Linked DNA regions of Homo sapiens: region 2 is linked to region 1. The links are chromatin contacts, found by Hi-C in ENCODE. All regions are on one chromosome and are shown on one strand. The core of a region is the stretch at or near the end of the contact, and the rest is flanking DNA. Distances in the headings are between cores, read along the strand shown.

The links. Hi-C counts contacts between places; a loop is a spot of excess contacts on that map. Pooled maps may share reads with other maps.
Region 2: a loop to region 1 is called in a map of B cell, with 20 times the contacts of the local background. The contact joins the promoter of DYRK1A here to the promoter of ITSN1 in region 1. A Hi-C loop is called at or near these places in 2 of 168 maps with a recorded cell type or tissue (B cell and CD4-positive, alpha-beta memory T cell) and 7 of 50 pooled maps.

The regions. Positions count from the first base shown.
Region 1 is chr21:33,641,119-33,643,960 of GRCh38, forward strand. It overlaps ITSN1 (intersectin 1), which reads left to right and starts at 1,383. Exons shown (of 40, transcript NM_003024.3): 1 at 1,383-1,595. CRYZL1 (crystallin zeta like 1) reads right to left here and starts at 623. Exons shown (of 13, transcript NM_145858.3): 1 at 563-623. RefSeq lists an enhancer at 362-771 and silencers at 1,242-1,581, 1,592-1,691, 2,012-2,141.
Region 2 is chr21:37,365,436-37,368,277 of GRCh38, forward strand. It overlaps DYRK1A (dual specificity tyrosine phosphorylation regulated kinase 1A), which reads left to right and starts at 1,338. Exons shown (of 12, transcript NM_001347721.2): 1 at 1,338-2,193. RefSeq lists enhancers at 1-799, 331-410, 1,724-2,648 and silencers at 551-730, 761-1,070, 1,651-1,800, 1,991-2,070, 2,311-2,450 and 1 more.

The DNA.
Region 1 (2,842 bases), core at 133-2,632:
AGCTTCTTAGAAACGCAGATGTTCGGCCCCGACCCAGACCTATCCCAAGGCGATGCTTACATCTCGCTCCAGATGATTCCGCCGTTTAGCATAATGAAGAGGGCCGATCTGGCTCAAAAGCCACATACAGCGAATAACTACTAACTGCTTTCCGAAAACAGCAAAGTGATGAGGAAGAAAGAAGTGGCTGAGAAGAAGTAACAGAGAAAGAAAAAGACACTCAAATTCTAGGAACAAGAAGCAGAGGAGAAAAACCCAACCTGGGAGATTAAGTGGAAGGGCACTCCCAGACCTCTGCCTCCATAAAAGTAGAGGGAGATGCAAACTGAGATAAGACCTACAATCAAAACCCGTCAAGGTCCAGGAAACTGTCCCTCAAATCTAGTCTTACCCACCCCTCAGCGGCCTCAGCTAAGCTAGGCCTGGGCCCGAACAAGTCCCAGGTTAGGGTTCGACGCGAACCACCATCCTCCCCAGGGCTGCACGGTTCTGTGGGGCATCTCTCCACCTTTCGCTTAAAGGCCCGTTTCCCAAGACACAGGACGCGTTTCCCGGGGCTCACCTGCCTCTGAGCCGCCCCAACGGCCTGCACCTTCACCACCGCCACCTTCCAGTCCTTCGTCAGAGAGCCCGCCCCCTGCTCCCATTGGTCAGGCCGCTCGTCACTCCTGAAGGGCGGGGTCGGACTCGCGAGGCTGTCCAGAACGCCATGGCAACCGGTCTCGGAACTACATCTCCCGTCATGTTCCGCTCGGGGGCGGAGAAAGAGGCGAGGCCCCGCCCCAAGGACTACCAATAAATGGGCGAAGTTGGAATCGCCCGGATGGGTTCCGTTTTATGCAAATTTTAGCCGAAGACCACACCCTTCCTCATTCCAACCATAGGCCCGGCCAACCCCTTTGGGTTGTGCTTCGCCTTTTTCCTTTCCACATTATTCTCTCCTTGAAAACCTCCAATAATTAAGTCAATTAAGTGCATCCTATCTAGTGTCTCTCACGGCAACGAGCAGATGCACCGAAATCGTGCAACAAAATCTCCATAAACCACGATAGGCAACCTCAGACCATAAATCTCCTGTTACGCCTACATGGGGAGGAGGGGGAGAGTGCTAATCCTGCCCCCACACAGCCCCTGCTGATTGGCTCATTCGGCTTGTCACTCTGTTGTCTTACATTTCTTTGGCTCACCCTCTTTGGGTTCGCACGGTGGGCGGGGCCAGTGGTAGGGGGTGGTGAGAAGGTGCGGGCCCCTTCTTCCAATTGGCTGGCGGTTTCCCCACCCACTTATGGGCGGAGATGGATGGTGGATGGGGGGCGGGGGAGGCAGCGGAGGGAGATGAGGAGATAGGCGGGAGCGAGGGAGCGAGGGAGGGAGCGAAGGAGGTAGAGAAGAGTGGAGGCGCCAGGGGAGGGAGCGTAGCTTGGTTGCTCCGTAGTACGGCGGCTCGCGAGGAAGAATCCCGAGCGGGCTCCGGGACGGACAGAGAGGCGGGCGGGGATGGTGTGCGGGGCTGCGGCTCCTGCGTCCCTCCCAGCGGCGCGTGAGCGGCACTGATTTGTCCCTGGGGCGGCAGCGCGGACCCGCCCGGAGATGAGGTGAGGAGAGGGCTGCAAGGCGGCGGCCTGGACCACGGGCGGCTGCAGCGGGGGCGGGGGTCGGCGCGGGGGTCTGCGCGATGGCTGCCCGGGGCATCCGTCCCGCGCCCGGCGCTTGTCTCCCCGGCCGCCCTTAGCCCCTCGCCGCGCGCCCGAGAGACGGCAGCGGCTGCCCCTCTGCCTTGTCCTTCCCGTCCTCGGGGGTGGCGGCGGAGTGGCGGGCGGACCCGCACTGGGAGGCCGGGGGCCGCGGTGGGCCGTGGGGTGGCGGCCGCGGGACGGGCGTGGGGATGAATGGGCGCCGCGGCCCCGCCGCCGAGCGGGCTCCCTCCTCTCGCGGGGACCCCGGGCGGCCGCTCCTTCCCGGGCTGACCTCGCTGCCCTCGGCCGCCGGCGAGGGGCGGCCCGGCCTCGCCTCCCGCCGGCCTCCCGGGGACCCGCGTTGGCGGGAGCGGCGCCGCCTCTGCCTGGAGCCCCGGCTCCTTCCTCGGCCCCTCGCTCGCAAGCCTGCAGAATCCTGGGTCAGTGAAGGGCAGGCAATGCCGTTCGGCCCCAGGGCGCGCCGCGGGGCCGCCCCTGAAGGCATTTAAAGGGGAGCGTCTTCCGCGCCCTGTGAGCGCGTCCCCGGGTCCGCCGCGTCCCTTCCCTTCTTACGCACCGACACGGTTTTGTGGTGTGGACCCAAGACACAATTGCAGTCCCTTGCTTGCACGAATGCAATCCGAATTCCCAAAAAAAGGAAACCGGCGAGGAATCGGCCGCACCTTCCTGCGCTTCTGCTTGCCTTGGGATTAGAAAACAACTTCGGAGATTACATTTCCTATGGGCAATCTTTTGTTGTGATTCAGACTCAAGAAGGCTTTGCTTTGGAAGAAATAGATTAGCGGCTTCTCTGTGGAGTTGGAGGCTATAGAGATTTTTATAGCCTCTTCAATATGAAAGTTTCCTCTAGAACTTTGCCATCATCAGTGCTATTCTGAGGGCAGCAGCAACCTGGAAATTTAGATACATGCAGGCTCCGGCCAGATGCGTTTCTTTGTGCTTGTCTGTTGGCATTCTTCTCTTGCTGCTCCTCTTGATCAAAACGTACAGATAATAAAGGCAAGGCCAATGAAGAGGGTAGATAATAACAGCAAATCCCATACAAACAAATGCCTCTAGAAATTCTCAGTTCTGTCAGCGGGGAGGCAGTTTTGCTAATCCCGTGGAACGGATGAAAAGAAAGGCACAGAGATCTCATGGATTAT
Region 2 (2,842 bases), core at 88-2,587, 3.7 Mb after region 1:
GTGACTCTGCTGTAAAATAGTATATATATACACACACACTCTTTTTAGGTATACATTTATTAAATGCCATTAGAGTTGGTACAAAATACAATTTTTAGCTGGTGGCTCTCTACCGATTACAACGCAGCCAGCACAGCATACTTGGGTTTTCAAGCCTCGGGAGCTCACCCAGCAATACATAGCTAGGGAGAAGGGGTAGGGAGAATAAAAATCAGCGAAAGCCAGGATATTAATAAAGAGTTTTGATGGTTAAGGACAAGCAGGCGAATTAAGACTCTGGAAACCGAGAAGGTGTATAGAAAAGAAAACCAGAGAGCTGGACGACAAGGACACAGTAACAGCACAAGGGGATTCATCTAAAGGGCATTCCGATGGAGCAGGCAGGCTGCGCCCCGAAAGGTGGGGAGAGGTTGGAAGCAGATGGGCAGGCACAGGCGAGCGTGCACTGCCTGAAAAAGTTTTCATGATGGCTCCAGCCTAATTTCCCAACGCTGGTCTCGGGCGCCACAAAACCTGGGCGGCCCGACCGGAGCCAGGTGCCAGCCTCAGGGCCGCCGGGCCCGGCGCAGCGTCCGGAATTCCTGCGATGTCTGGGGCGCGGCGGTGGCTCCTCCCCGCCCCCACCACGGCCTCCGCCGGCATTTTCCGGCTAGGAGGCCCGCCAGCCCTTCGAAGAACCGGCTCCACGCGCGGACGGTCGCGGCCGCCGCGCTTCCCGGGGAGAGAGGCGAGCGCGGCGCCCGGACCGCGGTGAGAGCCCTCCAGGCCCGGGCGCGCGGGGTGGGCTTCCCGGGTCCCCGCCCGAAGGCCGCGGCGCCCCTCCTCCTCCCCCTCCCCCGCCCGGGGCAGCCCGCCCCTCCCCCCGGCGCGGGCGGGGCTGCGGGCGCCGACGCGGAAGCGCGGGGCGCTAGGGCTGCGGGGGCGGCGGCGCGGGAGGCCGCGCGCGCTCCCCGGGCCGCAGTCGGCGCGGGCGCGGGGCGGGGCGGGGCGGCCGGGAGGCGGCGGGCGATCGCGCACAGGCCTGGCCGCCGCCTCGCCCCCCCTTCCCCAGCCCCTACCCTCCCTCGGCCTAGCCGTCCCCCTCCTCTCCCCTCCCCCGGGCGAATCACGCGCCCTCCTCTGACACTCGTAGCGGACCCGAGCTCCGAATTTATCCTTCACGTGACCTGAGGGGGTTGGGTGGTTGGCTGGGGACAGAGGGGGAGACGGAAAGGAGGGAACGGAATCTGCCGTTACCTGAGCAACAGGCCCCGCCCGCCGGCTCGGGGCTGGGGGGCGGGAGGAGGACGTCAGCACGTCAGCCGGGGTTTTGCGTTTTGATTGACAGTTGCTATAGCGACCGGGTCGGTCCGTCGCCATTTTGTTGGTTGGTTTTTTTTTAAACCCTTTCGCTTCCCGCCCGAATAATAATAAAAAGCCCCATTGGAGTGAGGCGGGGGTGGCGGCGGCAACCGCGGCGGGGGTATCCGGGGAGACTGCTGCTGTCGCTGCTGCTGATCGCGGCCCAGGTCGGCCTCAGAGAGCGGACACCCCGAGCGGGGGGTGCGGGCGCCGCCGCCGCCGCTTCTGCTGCTGCTGTTCCTGCTGCTGCTGTTGGTGCCGCTGCCGCCGCCGGCGAGCAGGCGGGACCGGTGTGAGTGCGAGTGTGTGTGCGAGGGAGCGTGTGCGAGGGCGATTGTGCGCGCGAGTGTGCGGGTGTGTGCGAGTGTCTGTCTGTCTGTGCGGGGACTCGGGGGCGGGCGGTTCGGGCTCTCCTGGCGGAGGAGCCGCCGCCGCCGCCCGGGCCCCGGCGCTTCTCGCTGCGCAGGTTCGGAGCGCGCGCCATTTTGTGAGATTTACAAAATCCTCCTCGGGAAGAAGCCGCCGGCAGCAGCCGCCGCTCGGCGCCCGGCCTCGCCGACGCCGCCCTCTGCGCCGGGCCGGCCGTGCGGCCCCGCCGCCTGGAATCGGGGCCCGGGGACTGCGGTATTTGCCGGGGAGGGGGCTGTCGCCTCCCCGGCCCCGGGCGCCGCTGGAACCGCGAGCCGAGGAGAGACTGAGCAGGCTGCGGCGCGGCCAGGAGCCGGAGCGCCGGGGGCGGAGAGAGGCTGCCGGGGCGGCGCTGGCTGCGGAGGCCGCGGCGGGAGCGCGGCGCGGGAGCCCGAGGCTGAGACTCACCGGAGGAAGCGGCGCGAGCGCCCCGCCATCGTCCCGGTGAGTGTCCGGCCCGGCCGCGGCCCCGCCCGGCCTGGCGCTCGGCTCCCCCGGCGGCCCGCAGCCGGGCCGGAGCCGAGGCCGGCCGGGCGGAGGGAGGGACCTGCCATTTTAGGAGGAGGCGCCGCGGGCCCAGGGCCGGCCGCCGGGGGAGGGAGCCTCAGGCCGGGTCCCGGAGGAGCGGCGGGCGCGAGCGGAGGGAAAGTTGCGGAGGGTGGGAGCGGGGGCCGCGGCCTCCCGGGAGCCGGGGCCTGGGGGGCCGTAGACAGCGCCAGACCTTCACTGGCCGCCCGAGCGAAGGGGTGGAGGTTGTCTTCCTCCTCCTCCTCCTCCTCTTCCTCCTCATCCTCTTCCCCCAGCTCCTCCCTCGTCCCTCCTCTCGGTCCCCACCAGTGTGGGAACCGCCGGGGTGATTCGCAAGGACAATGCACGGGTTAAGAAAATGGGGCCGGCTGCCGGGTGGGCGAGGACGGCGGGGCCGGGCCGGGCCGGGCGCCGGCGAAGGTCGGGAGCCGCTGCCTCGGCGGCCCTGGGGGTCCGCGCTGGAGCGAGGGGCACTCACTGGCCTCCGAAGTTGGGCGGGGAGCGCGAGTGTCCCCGGCGGCTCGGGGTGGAGGGATGACCTGCCCGGCAGCCGGGGGAGTTGGTG